Linked DNA regions of Homo sapiens: region 2 is linked to region 1. The links are chromatin loops, found by intact Hi-C in ENCODE. Cell type or tissue: sigmoid colon. All regions are shown on one strand. Links, peaks and the distances in the headings refer to the core of each region. The heading gives the core; the rest is flanking DNA. Region 1 has its middle 21 kb from the start of LINC01812. Region 2 overlaps LINC01798 (long intergenic non-protein coding RNA 1798).

Region 1 (2,928 bases), core at 334-2,833:
CGTGGGCCAGATCTGAGTATGTTTATCAAAGGCAGCTGCTGGTGCAATTTAAACTGAATTCAGAAATTAGGATGGCAACGTTGCCACCATTAGTGAGTTTTCAGTGGGTTGTCTAAATGCTATGGTAAGTTGGTGGTCTGACTATATTTAGGGCCACATATTACTCACATAATCCTATTTATCTTACATATCCCAAATTTGCTTAAAAACCGGGATTGAGTAGGTAGGTGAAGTTGTGAGAGGAGGGAAAAAGTAAATGTCTTCTGTCTAATGACCTGAAAACAAATTTGCAAGATGGTTCTGGTAGAAGGAATTTTTTCCTCTTGGAATTACTTGTAGTTAAATACACAAAGAGTATAGCCAGAAGGAAGGGGTTTGTAAAGATAAAATACATATTTCCTTTTGAAACCTTTTTTTTTTTTTTCAACATATGTGACCTTAACCCAAACCCTAGTCTTTACTTCCATTTTGCTGAGATTTAAATAAAACAAACTAAAATTTGCAGGGAAGCCTGCCATAGTGTGTGTGTATTTTTTTTTTTTTAACTTTCCCCTTTTTTCAGGAGATTCTGGTAAATGAATTGAATAAATGTACTTAAGAAAAAAATCAACTCAGCTGGCACAAATCACTAATATCATGGGCTAAAGATTTCACTATTTTTTACAAGCCTTAATAATTATATAACTGTCTAGACAGCACTGTCCAGTAGAAATATGATCTAATGTGTATGATGCATAATTTAAAATTTTCTAGCAGCCACATTAAAAAAGGTGAAATTGACTTTAATATATTTAATTTACCCCAATTTATCCCAAATACTATCATTTCAACATGTGGTCAATGTGAAAAATCAATGAGATATTTTATACATTTTTTTTTTTTTTTTTTTTTTTTTTTTTACAGAATATCCCAATTTGGACTAGCCACATTTTAAGTGGCCAATAGCCACTCGTGGCTGGTGACTCCTGTATTGGACAGAGTAAGTCTAGAGGGCAGAGATCGTATCTGATTTACTCTATTCCCTTCCCAGTTTAACAAACCAGTGCCTAAATAACTGATTATTATTATTATTTTTTAAAGGACTGATTTTTGATCATGAGTGTTTTAGAGTGCTAATGTCTCGTTAGACGTTCTGGGAATAGAGCTGGTCAACTAGAAAAAGGAAAAGTTGTTCTCCAGAGACCCAGGCTTTTTGAATAGAAGAAGAAATGTCCCTAGAAGAAATGTCAGGCTGTGGGTTCCACGTTTTCTGGAAGTTACCCCCTTGCAAACAGGCAGGTTCAAGGCATCCATTTTTTTTTCTACCCGTAGGGGGAGCTCTTGGCCCTTTACTCTTAATAAATTCCAAGTCTGGTTCTCAGAGGCCGGCAGTTTGGAGTTCTTTCACCTGGGTCTGTGGAGAGGTTGTTTTTGGCTTCAAACCAGCAGTGCTTTCGCAATCTCCACACGTTACGGCTGCTGAAATGCGAGGACACCAGCCGGGTGGCGGCTTGAGTCTTGTGATTCCCAGGCAGTCCGGCGAAATGATAAACAAAAGTCTTTTGTGCAATATTAATAAGCTTTAAGCACTCCCCAGCCGAGCCCCTTGTCATCCAAGTAAGTCATGTGTATCAAAAGCCCTTATATGTGAAAGTTTGTTTTCATATCTGGCCAGCGTTGAATGGGAGCCCCCTTTGCCATGTTGTAAAACAAACATTTGTTTATTTTGTGAACAGTGCTGGCAGTATGATACAGGAACTGGGGGCTGAATGGAGAGACCCCTTTCCAAGGAGGCGCCTTTGAAAACCTTTTTGCTGGACCATTCCAACTGTCAACTGATCTTGAGTTCTGTTTACATTAAGACAATAACAGTGTTTCCTAAATAAATAAGTTAGGGACACCCGTGGGCCTTAATGAAACCCCATAAATGGGATGGAGGGGTGGGAGTGGGGAAGGAGTTTTTGTGCTGTGCAGAAACAATGGCCAGTTCATCTTACGGTGTCCCCAAGGCTTGTGTTTTTAAGACAGAAGGGGGCCTTTGTGTTAATTACACTGATAAAAACTCCCCTGGCAGGGCTTCCCCTGGACCGGTGGCATAAAAGATGTGACATTTCGCCCGTGTGAATGCCACACTGCCAAACAGACATTTTCTTAAGCAGAGAAGGCCAGCCCCCACCCCCTCTTCCTCACCAGTTGATCAGCTAACCTCTCCTGGTGTGTAGAGAAAATAAATAAAAACTGTAAGACTAAACCATCTGCTGCTGGGGGTGTCTGGCTTCTTTCTTAGTTGGGTTGGAGCTTCCAGGAATCCATCCATTTTGGTTTCTGAACGGTCCAAGTTGTCCTCAGGTAGGATGGACATAGAGGCAGACGGCTTGTAGTGGAGGAGGAGATGTTGCCCTGAGAGTTTGGGTTTCAGTGGGTTTTCCTGGGAAGCAGGAATTTCAGCTTGTTACTGGAAGTTACATTTCTGAGCAAAAGACGTATGCTAGGTGAAGACTGAAGGCTGAAGATGAGGAACCAGCAGGGCTCACTGCTTGTAAATTAGAAAATAATTTTCTAAATACTATGGTACTGCCATACAAAGTCGCTAAAATAGAGACTGTCATACAAATATTTTCAATTATAAGGATTTCTTATTTGTTCCACAGAAACATATTTAATATACATTTAATGTTAACATTCATATAATTTCATAACTTGCTTTTTTTTAGGTTAGTATTTTTTGATGGGCATTTTCTCCAACTTGCCACCTAATTTTTATAATGATCATTTTCAGTGAATGTACAATCTTCTAAGTGGATATACCATAATTTGCTAATCTGTATCCTTATCCTTGGGTACTCAGAATGTTTAGGATTTTTCATTATCATAAAATACTACAATGAATATCTTCATACCATACATTATTTCCTTTTTGGAGAAATATTGAGATAAATCTGCAGGCTA
Region 2 (2,928 bases), core at 182-2,681, 1.2 Mb after region 1:
AAAAATAAATCATTTACATGCATTTGTGTATTAAAAATAAATTGCTGGTGTGATGTTTTTAGTTTGTTTTGTTCTATTTTACTAAAGAATATGCAATAGTCACAAAATAGTGCAACGACAGTAAAATATTCCACAGTATTGTAACTACGTAATTAAAACAACGTCAGAAAACACCTTACAAATTTAATACTAGATACCACCAGAAATGGCAAGATTAGTTTTACAGAAACAAGGTAAGTCTCAGCTGATTTTAAATATAAACTTTTCCAAAACAGGTTAAAAATGAATTTAGACAAATTTGGCTCTTAACCTTTAAAGATTTCCTGCCCGCTTCTGTATGTCCTTTATTACATTAATTTTTTATTTAAATTACACCATTAACTGGATATGAATTTATCAAGAATACATGTATTGATTTATAAAACAGTACCATTAATTATTATAATAGCTAGATGTAGCTGATATTACAAAGCCATTTAAAGGTTTTTAATATAACTTGGACATACATAGATAGATAGACATTATGGACAAGACTACAATTTAAACTGGCTACCAGCAGTTAATGAAATCCTTGATTTATATTCTAGTTTAGAGATTGATTATATTGTTGCTTTGTAAAACTATTTATATTATGCCATTTTTCAAAGGATGTCTCAATAAAAAAAGCTAAATAAAATATTCAGTCAATTCCCAAAGCAGATTTTGTTTTCTATATTTTAAATGCTGGTGAAAATAATTGATTGTGTGTGTTCCAAGCTTTGTCATTTACATTCCAGAGGTGGCTTTCCTGATGGGAGCCTCGTTTGCATATGCACACTTTCGCACACTTTTGATCCTTGCAGAAACAAATCGCTTTTCTTTATTTCATTATGCCTCCCACCCCCGTAACAAACCCATGTATATTTCACAGACCCCGACTATCAGGACACATAAGTCTTTCTGGCATCTTTTATGTTATGCATTTTTTTCTTAAGGTTGTGGAAAACTGGGACTTACCCCAAAGCCGCAAAGCAGGCAATCACGAAGAGTATTTGGGTAAGAATGCAATCTGAAGAGGAAAAAAAGAAAAATGAGGAAGAATATCAGCAAATAACAGTAAAACTTTCAAATTACTTTTCAAATGGTAATTAGCCAGCAAATAGATTGAAATTTAAATTCTTTTCACATTGTACTTGGTTTGGGTCTCCCAGTCTCTTTATTTATATCACTTTTCCTTGCCTGGCAACATATGTTACCGATTTATTATAGTATTTTTACTGTTAGCAGACAAATCTGAAGGCTAGCTGAGAAGGCTAGCTTCATCTGATGACTTTAACAACAACTGCAGGGCATCCTTGAGGGTGAGCCAATAGGCTCTTTTGAAGCTATAATACTGTTAACCATTTTGATGCTGAAATACTTCTCATAGCCAAAATTGGCTCTGTCTTTTCATGGGCACTCCAGTTTCTACACATAAGAAAGTTAATGTAAATGATTTGTTTTGTAAATATTTCAATAGCCTTCTAAGCACTTTCTTCCATGTGTCTTAAGTTCCCTAAAAGCCATCGGTTTGTTTATTTCCCCTTCTTTTACAGACACTGAAATCTGTGGCACACATTCATAAGTAAACAGCTATCAAACATCAGGTTAAGTTGTCACGTCCCCCTCCCCCATGCCATTAATTCTCTGCTATGCTATTAAAAGAAACAAACATCCTTTAGAATTTAAATGATCATGTTTCTCTGGTATATGTACAGCCTAGAAAAGTAAAGTTCAAGCAAGATTCTTCTTGGCTAAGAATCTGAAATTACTTTCCAAATTAGAGACACCATTAAAATCAAGACCGTTTTAATAGATACGTGACCCTAGCTAAAGGTTTATGCCTTTTAATATGTGCATGTGAAAACGTCTGTTTTAGAATTTTATTTGTTGACTAAAATATTCATTTTAAAGTTAACAAACTTCCATTTTTATGATTTCTAATGTACGTCAGTCCAAATTATCTTGTCGTTTTAATTTAAAATTTTTAGCAACAATTTCTCAATTTAAGTGTCTACGTGGGATTCATTTACAATTTCAGGTACATTTCATAAAACCTCCTTTGAGCATTCATGACTTGAAAATTTAGAAATTAAATCCTGATTACTGGAAGCCAGTATTTCTTGTCTAAAGGATCTGGCTCAGCAACTAAAATTTAACGTAATTTCGATATTGGGAATTCAACCCATAAAAAAACAGATATTCAGTGCAGTACTGGGGGTTCTGACTGTCAAAAATGTCCATTTTTAGGACCTGAAATACACTCTGGATCCCTGGGATCCAGAAGGCACTAAGAGACCATTCAATATGTCCATCCAAACATATCTAACATGAGAGATTCTGTCTACAAATCATAATAATGCCACAGCTCTCCAACGTATTTAAGAATACACAATCATATCTGGTTTTAAGACATTTGCATATAAAATTTGACTTCAAAACAGGTGGTGAAATAACTACATCAATGCAGTCATTCATCTGATTCTCATTTTTATGCAAAGTTCTCAGGTCTTTATCATTTATACTTCAATATACTTTAACAACTCTTATTTTAGCATTTATGACAACGGCCCCAACCACTGCACCAAAAGAATAATAATAATGATTAAATGTTATATTCAGAAATATATAGTTGTATAGTTTCATCCTAGTCTAATTAATGATACTATTTAAGTTGGCCGATAGTTTATATCTGTTATCAGATACTTACAATATGTATTTCTTTTTTGTCCCAGCGTGGCATTGTATGGTGACTGTGGGTAATTTTAGGTCAGAAGTAATTATGATCAAAAGGATTTCAGCTTCAGAAAATGAGGCCAACTTTTTGAAGGCATAAATGCACTCCATTCCAAAAGTGATTATATGTAGGGTTATGAATTCCCAAGTGAGTCAGTGCTAGTCCTGTCATTC

Evidence for each region. Peaks named below come from ENCODE experiments on the same cell type or tissue, not always from the same donor. Only the 100,000 strongest peaks of a DNase experiment are listed, where the experiment ranks them.
Region 2: a loop joins it to region 1, with 4 times the contacts of the local background. A loop is called at or near these places in 3 of 110 quality-filtered maps.

The regions. Positions count from the first base shown.
Region 1 is chr2:67,845,027-67,847,954 of GRCh38, reverse strand. No RefSeq gene overlaps it. Among named protein-coding and RNA genes, the nearest start is that of LINC01812, 21 kb to the right of the region's middle. In sigmoid colon, for the core only: a CTCF peak has its summit at 1,306 (motif pointing right); a DNase peak (open chromatin) is centred at 1,424; H3K4me3 peaks cover 489 bases.
Region 2 is chr2:66,689,792-66,692,719 of GRCh38, reverse strand. LINC01798 (long intergenic non-protein coding RNA 1798) reads right to left here. Exons shown (of 6, transcript NR_110156.1): 5 at 997-1,048. Among named protein-coding and RNA genes, the nearest start is that of LINC01797, 12 kb to the left of the region's middle. In sigmoid colon, for the core only: no CTCF peak of the experiment used is centred there; a DNase peak (open chromatin) is centred at 1,343; H3K4me3 peaks cover 2,500 bases.